Regions from separate parts of the Mus musculus genome. Here all the other regions are linked to region 3. The links are chromatin loops, found by intact Hi-C in ENCODE. Cell type or tissue: left cerebral cortex. All regions are shown on one strand.

Region 1 (2,500 bases), 560 kb after region 3:
ATAATAATTTAGACAAAGTAACTAATACTGGAGATAAAGAAATTCAACTACAAATAGGAAGCTTTGTAATAAACACAAAAGTAATGGAAAAGAATAAATTTAGGCATTATAACTCAAGAACACATTTTTGAATTAACAATAAAAGTTTCATGAACTTTGGTTATGAAGAACTTATTCTGTACATTAGATTTCAGCCTAGTACAATGAATAGCATGATATAGTAAAATATTTTAAGTATCTAGGTAAAAAAATCTAGGTATCTAAGGTTGAATCCTGCTCTTATAAATGACATAATTTCAGTTCCCAGTACACATATTGGGCAACTCCTAACTATCTGTAATTCAGTTCCAGGGAATCCAATGTCCCCTTCTGGCTTCCAGAGAACCTGCACTTCTTTGTGCATGAGCCCCCCTATACTATACACAAGATTTAAAATTAAATAGATCTTACATCAGGAAAAGTTCTCTTGTGATATGCTAGAACAAAACATATCAATGTATTTATGATAGTTAAGGACATATTTCATTCTATTTACTTTCAAATGCTTATGGCACAGATTTTATCAGCAAGCAATAATTCACAGGATATCACTGATATATTCTCTCTCTGATGACTTAAACACACTTCAGACAATTAGTTCTGATAGGACCAATGGCAGACATGAAACATACACAAGTGATAGTGACAACAAACAAAAGGGAAAGTAGATAGAAAACTCAAAACATTTACCCCATTTGTACAGAACTTTTCTTTTCTGCAGATCCACGCTATATAATTTAAGAGCTTTATTATATCGCTTTCTATTTGACTGTTGTTACCATGTGAAATTCAGGGACATGAACCTTTATAAACCAGCAGTGTAGTCCCAACATCCAGAACACCTAAGGATCTCAAACTCTGTAGCATGAGCTGCTGAACATCATTGGGCCATGGAGAATGAAGTTATGTACTTACACAGATTAGATTATTTGAACTAATTCAAACACCAATTGGCTCATCGAGTAAAAAAAAAAAAAAAAAAAAAAAAAACATTTCTAATTCAAATGAAAAGAGCTAGAGACACTTTCAGTTCACTTTCTTTAAAAAACAAAGAAGAGCCCGATGGTGTGTATCCCCTTCTCAGTGCCACAGGTATAATTAAGAGAGTATTAAGAAAGTAGAATGAAGTCTTAGATTTTAGATACTGGGCAGATAACAAAAGCAAACTGGAAAAAAATATGTGTATATACAACTTTGAGCAATCATGTATCACAGCAGGAACAAATGTACAAGTTTATTCTACACTGCTCCTAGGAAATCATTTTTAAGATGCTGCTCTCTAAAGGACTTATTTGGAAAAGCAGTGGGAAAAAATCATTTGAAATTTGTACTGCTAAACATGTTCTACTTCTGCAATATAGTTTACAGGATTTGTTTTGTAAAGTGTGCCTCCAACTGAAAGATAACTTATGCTCTTCGGGCGAAAAGGATCCAGTGCATAGTACTCAAAGCTGGGTTTCTTTTTTATAAGATTATAAAAGGATATTCTCATCCCTTATGTCAGAGATCTGAATAGTTTCCTGTGTAGGTACATCTTACATTTTTCTTTTCCTTCCTTTTTTTTCTAGAAGTGAAAAAAATTCTTTTATCAACAGTATCATAAGCACAAACATATGTATAATTCACAAATGCCTAGAAGTTTTAACAATTAAATTTAAACAATTGTTATTTCAAATATTTGAAAAATGTTTCCAAAGATGGAAAATCAATAAAACTGTGTAATATTTATATTGAAATAGATATAGCATTGAAACTTACATTGATAAGCTTCTAAGAACATAAAACCAAAGGAAATAGAACTAAATATTCTCAATGATCAACAGTTGTGTGCATACTACAGCACTAGAATGAGAAATTCATGAATCAGGACTACAAATACCGATAGAGTTAATTTGTTTTTAATATATGTGTGTATATGTGTGTGTCTGTTTGTGTGTGTATGTATGTGTGTATATGAATGCACATATATATCAAAACCTCTATGTGAAAACTTTTAAACTTATTCAAGATAATTCTCCATGTTTCTCTACCCTCTTATTTCTGATGGCATCTTGCAATAGAGACTACAGTTTTTAACATGGTTTTTATTACATTTATATTCTGTGTGTGTGTGTGTGTGTGTGTGTGTGTGTGTGTGTTCGTGCGTGTGCGTGTGCCCGTGTGCGCACAAGGCATGCATCTGCCAAAGGCATACGTGTGGAGGTGAGAAGAGAAGTGAGAAGAGAACTTGTTGGGGTTTGTTCTCCCGCTCCATCATGAGGAGCTTGGGGGCTGAATACAGGCTGTCAGAGTCAGCAGCAATGCCTTCACCTGCTGAGCTGTCTTTTTGGCTCAAGGACAGACAGAATTAACAGGTTCAAATTCTAGTTCTGATTGGAGTCTACCTCTGGGGAGTACTGGCATGAAATGTGTATTTATTTTTCTTGGCTCTCTTCCCTAAAGGTTGTCTTGAGCTGGCTGT
Region 2 (2,500 bases), 930 kb after region 3:
TTGGGGATTATTTTTTTTTTCTCATAGTGTCTGGGAGCTTGCCCTATCTGAATCATTTCCGTGAGTAATAGTTAGTTCCCTTTTCAATATGCTTTGTAAAATAAAGAAAATGAAACGCAATTCCCTGCACTTAGGAGGAAAACAGCTATGCATGTCGACTGTAGTAGGCTTCTTACTCATTCTGGAAAAGATCGGGGTTAAGGGCGAGCAGCAGGCCAGGGCCCAAAGCTGCACTTCACAGGGTTCTGTTTACTTCGGTTGTCATAGGAGCAGGACCCATCTTTACTCCCACGAAGGAAGGCAGACAGTCTCCCCAGATTCCAATGTTTCATTTCTGACTCGTAGAAGTCTCTGCTTTATTTTTAAACTTGACTTTTTCTTTTACTTCTTTCGATATTTTTATTTGAATTTCACATCTTCATGTGTTTGGCACAGATAAGATCCTCATATGAGCAGAACACGGTATGCTAGTTGCAAATTCCTTTCAATGACTCCCAGCAGGATCCATTTACTTGCTATAATTTATTGGATATTTTATCATTGTATAACCAACATTTGTTGAGTATATACCACATTGTGGATACCATAGCTAGTTTAGCCATCTGCAGGAAACGTTTGTTTCCTTTGTAGAGTCCATGGTTAAAGTATAATGGGGTGAATTTGACAACTCATCCTATATTAAGACACTCAACCCCTCCAAATTTCCTTAACAGCTAAGTTATTCTTTTCTAATAGATCTTTCACACATCTTTGATAACAGTCATGAAATAATACCTTGATAACCTACAAGGTAAGACATAATTTTCACATCTATCGCGCTGTCAATAAGGACAGTATTTATATTTGTATTTTGTTGTTTATTTATTGCATTCCACAGATGTCACAACAGCCTCTTTCCCTCAATGCAGCATCTCTAAGCATGGTGGGGAACAGTTTCCTGTTGGTGCACCGGGCTCTTTATGAATTTATCCATTTCACACTGAGAACTATCTAATTGTCTTTAGCTTCCATCTAAGGCAGTCCAATGGCCTTGCCTCTGAGTCACTGTGGAGTTTGGCCTGGTGATCCCTTCAGTACAGTAGACTGGAGATACAGAACTGACATCCTTCCCAGTGTTTTGCAAGCTTTGGGTGGCTCGTGTGGCTGTAGAGTTAACGGTGCCATCCAGAACACTCAGCAATATTTTCCCATTTAGAGGAAGAGCAAAAGGAGGAGGGAACTTAATGGAAATATAGCTGAACCAAATAGGATCTGTTCCAGCATTTTTCAATACAAAATAATGCAAACCTCTTAGCCATTAAGTCGCAGCTTAAGACAAAGTGCTTGAAATTACCTGTCATCACAGATTTTTTTACTGGTAGAAAGAAAAGCCCTCACGGTGTATTTTCAACTAACCGTATTGCCACCTAGTGGCCATTGAGGAAAATTAGTATCAGAAAATTGGAAGCAACTTTAGAAATGAAGACATTAGTAATACTGACAATAACTGCTAAGACTTACTGGATGTCTACAGTGTTCCTTGACTCTGTGCTCAAAACTGTATGTGTACTATCTAATTTATTCTCTTGACCATCCCCATTCCGTGGATGAACAAAAGAGGACTTTACAGGTTAGTTAGCATGTCATCTTTACACATCTACATAGCTAGCTACATAGATTCATAGTCAAGTCTACTGCATTTATTGAACGCTGTCGATGGTTGCAAAAAACGTCAGCTTAGACTAAAAGAACACGGTCGATAAACTGAAGCAAATTCACCCCCAAATGTTAGCATTTAAAGGAAATCACAACCTGCACTTTTCCACATAGGAAATAACCCACAACACATTCTAATCCTCTCCCAACTGATTTTCAATTGTGTAGTAATTAAAAAAAAGAAAACACATCTGGCATCTCTGAAACAGAATGGGTTCATTCGTTCATACAACAAGCTAAGCTTGGAAGATTGCTCTGTCATCAAGGTGCTTGGCGCAGTCATCAGCACCTGAGCTCAGATGCACTACACTCAAGCTACTGCGTATTCGTCTGAAATCCCAACACTGGGGAGGTGGAGGCTGGAAGATCCCAAGAGCTTTCCAGGCATGCCAATGTATTCAAAGAGGCAAGCTTCAGGCTCAATGATAGACCTTGTCTCAAAAGACAGATAGAGGGGGATAGACAGATGGCTGAGACCTCAAGAGTGAGGAACTGCTCTCATAGAAGTCTGGATTTGGATTCTAAGCACCCACACAGTACAAATAAACTGCAACTAAAGACTCCAGCAGGTCTCCGGCCTCATTGGCACCTGCACGCACATGTGCATGCCCGTACACACGTATAATTAAAAACACAAATAAATATTTTTTAAAGTAAGAGAGAAAATATTCAAGAAAGACACTCAACATCACCCTTGCCTATCCAAAGACATACACAGGAAGTGCATGTACACACACACACACACACACACACACACACAGAGAGAGAGAGAGAGAGAGAGAGAGAGAGAGAGAGAGAGAGTTAC
Region 3 (2,500 bases):
TCTCTCTCTCTCCTTCCTTCCTTCCTTCCTTCCTTCCTTCCTTCCTTCCTTCCTTTCTTCTCCTCCTCCTCCCCCCTCACCCCCCTCCTCTAAATCATCAGGTCTAACTAGAAAAGAAAACGCATTTGAATTTTTTTTTTTTTTGGAACCTTAACTATAGAAATCACTATGGCTTCCAATAAAACTTTTAAACAAATGGAATGAAGCTAAGCCGTCTCATGAATAATAAAATCCAGCCTCCCTGACAGAGTTTGAATACCAGAGAGGGGGTTTTAGGCAATAGCTTTTATAGGCAGACGTCTCCAGGTCTGCAGGCCATTATAACCGGTCATTCTTTACGTGTGTATGCAAGACTTTCAGGATGTGAAGGGAAATTCAAGCCATATCTCGATATTGTATATTTGGAAGCCTTTATGTAAAGGCAGCCAGGGTGCATTTTCAAGTGGAGAGGCCTGTCTCTAGCCCTCAAAAAGGTTAGGAAGGGTTGAAGCCACCCGGAAGCTAGTGCGTAGTGCTATCCTAGCTGCCAGGGCCTTGGGCACTCCTACTCTTCTTTCTTTCTTTCTTTCTTTCTTTCTTTCTTTCTTTCTTTCTTTCTTTCTTTCTTTCTTTCTTTCTTTCTTCTTTTTCATCAGAGCACCAGAGCTCCTTCGCCCACCCCATCTGGCTGCTTCCTTTTTTTCCATCTTCGATTTCTCTCATAAGTGGTCAAAATGGGAAACGGAACTATCTATTTGATGCTTGATGTAGTGCTCAAAAAGGTAATTTTTCCCTTTAATTTTTATTTATTTATTTTTATTAAGGGCTTAAAATATATTCTCCAACAAGGTTCTTCACCGGTTCATGCAGTGACCCCCGAGTCTTCTTGAAAAGCAAACCGCTCCCACCCCGCTTGTCATTTGCTACAGTGCTGAGGCCAGGGGGTCTGCGGCAGGGCGAGCCAGGGCTGGGCATTTGCACGGTGCGCAGCGGCGGGGCTGCCCAGCAGGGGAAGCCCGTCCCGGAGCGCGCGGGGCGCTGGCGGCTGCCGGAGGCGGTGGCTGGGACGCGGCGCGGCTGCCGCAGGGGAGCGGCGGCGGCGGGCGCGAGGGGCGGGGCGCACTCCGCAACTTCGGCCACGGCGGCCGGGCGCTCTCGGCCCCGGCGCGCGTCGCTGCGGGGCTGCGGTGCGGCCAGCCCGGCCGGGCTCGGCTCGCCACCCTGCGCCTCCCCCGTGCCCGTCGGGGACCGCTGGCGCCTCCCGCGGGGAGTCCTCGCCCACGCGTCACCCGCAGCGTCTGGGGGACCCTGGGACGTGCGGGGTCGCGAGGCCGAGCCGGGCGCCCCCCAGTGGCCAGCGCCGGACCCCATGGCTGGGCCGCGCGGAGCCGAGCGGGCAAGGTGAATCCAGCCCTGGGGCCGGCTGCCGGAGCGCTTGGCGGGGGCGCCGGCTCCATGGGCAGCGGCGCTCGGCACGATGATGGACGTTAACAGCAGCGGCCGCCCCGACCTCTACGGCCATCTCCGCTCTCTCATCCTGCCGGAGGTGGGGCGCAGGCTGCAGGACCTGAGCCCCGACGGTGGCGCCCACTCGGTGGTGAGCTCCTGGATGCCGCACCTGCTGAGCGGCTTCCCAGAGGTGACAGCTAGCCCGGCGCCCACCTGGGACGCGCCCCCGGACAATGTCTCCGGCTGCGGGGAGCAGATCAACTATGGCAGAGTCGAGAAAGTTGTGATCGGCTCCATCCTGACGCTCATCACGCTGCTGACGATCGCGGGCAACTGCCTGGTGGTGATCTCGGTGTGCTTTGTCAAGAAGCTCCGCCAGCCCTCCAACTACCTGATTGTGTCCCTGGCGCTGGCTGACCTCTCGGTGGCCGTGGCGGTCATGCCTTTCGTTAGTGTCACGGACCTCATCGGGGGCAAGTGGATCTTCGGCCACTTCTTCTGCAACGTCTTCATCGCCATGGACGTCATGTGCTGCACGGCCTCGATCATGACCCTGTGCGTGATCAGCATCGACAGGTAAGGGACAGGCCGCCCCGTCCCAGGCTCTGCTGGAGATGTGCAGGGCGCTGAGCTCGTGCCAGCCTTTTCTGGGAGGATCGATCCAGCTAGACTTCACGGCGGGAATAAGGGCTGAGCTTAAAAATACAACCCCGCACCCATCACCCCTACACCAACCAAGCAACTTCAAGCACAGGCTAAAGACAAACAAACCTTTAAAAGAAACGTTGAAATGTTTCCGGTTTAGTGTAGTGATGGTTCTAAGACCAGAGTTTTAAAAGTACTAGCAATTCCACCAGGGGGGTCCCTTTGTTTGTTTCTTTTTGGGGGGAAGTGTGTGTGAGAAATTGGTCTGATGCTCCTAGCTTGACAAACCATTGCTGTGATCCATACGGTCATTTCTCTCTTTAAGTCATCAGTCAGAAAGACACGGTGCTTCCCAGATTTTAGGAGCTACTCTGAGGATGAAGAAAGGCCCTTGAATGGTCCTAGTATTGGGCTCTTAAATGCCGCA

Evidence for each region. Peaks named below come from ENCODE experiments on the same cell type or tissue, not always from the same donor. Only the 100,000 strongest peaks of a DNase experiment are listed, where the experiment ranks them.
Region 1: a loop joins it to region 3, with 4 times the contacts of the local background. A loop is called at or near these places in 6 of 42 quality-filtered maps.
Region 2: a loop joins it to region 3, with 5 times the contacts of the local background. A loop is called at or near these places in 10 of 42 quality-filtered maps.

Annotation. Positions count from the first base shown.
Region 1 is chr19:35,495,418-35,497,917 of GRCm38, reverse strand. No RefSeq gene overlaps it. Among named protein-coding and RNA genes, the nearest start is that of Gm25611, 260 kb to the left of the region's middle. In left cerebral cortex, a CTCF peak has its summit at 1,319; no DNase peak of the experiment used is centred here.
Region 2 is chr19:35,124,407-35,126,906 of GRCm38, reverse strand. No RefSeq gene overlaps it. Among named protein-coding and RNA genes, the nearest start is that of Gm31568, 26 kb to the left of the region's middle. In left cerebral cortex, a CTCF peak has its summit at 1,411 (motif pointing left); DNase peaks (open chromatin) are centred at 325 and 1,327; H3K4me3 peaks cover 280 bases.
Region 3 is chr19:36,056,210-36,058,709 of GRCm38, reverse strand. It overlaps Htr7 (5-hydroxytryptamine (serotonin) receptor 7), which reads left to right and starts at 1,350. Exons shown (of 3, transcript NM_008315.3): 1 at 1,350-2,004. The coding sequence starts at 1,457. In left cerebral cortex, a CTCF peak has its summit at 1,351 (motif pointing left); DNase peaks (open chromatin) are centred at 1,395, 1,576, 1,713, 2,361 and 1 more place; H3K4me3 peaks cover 1,821 bases.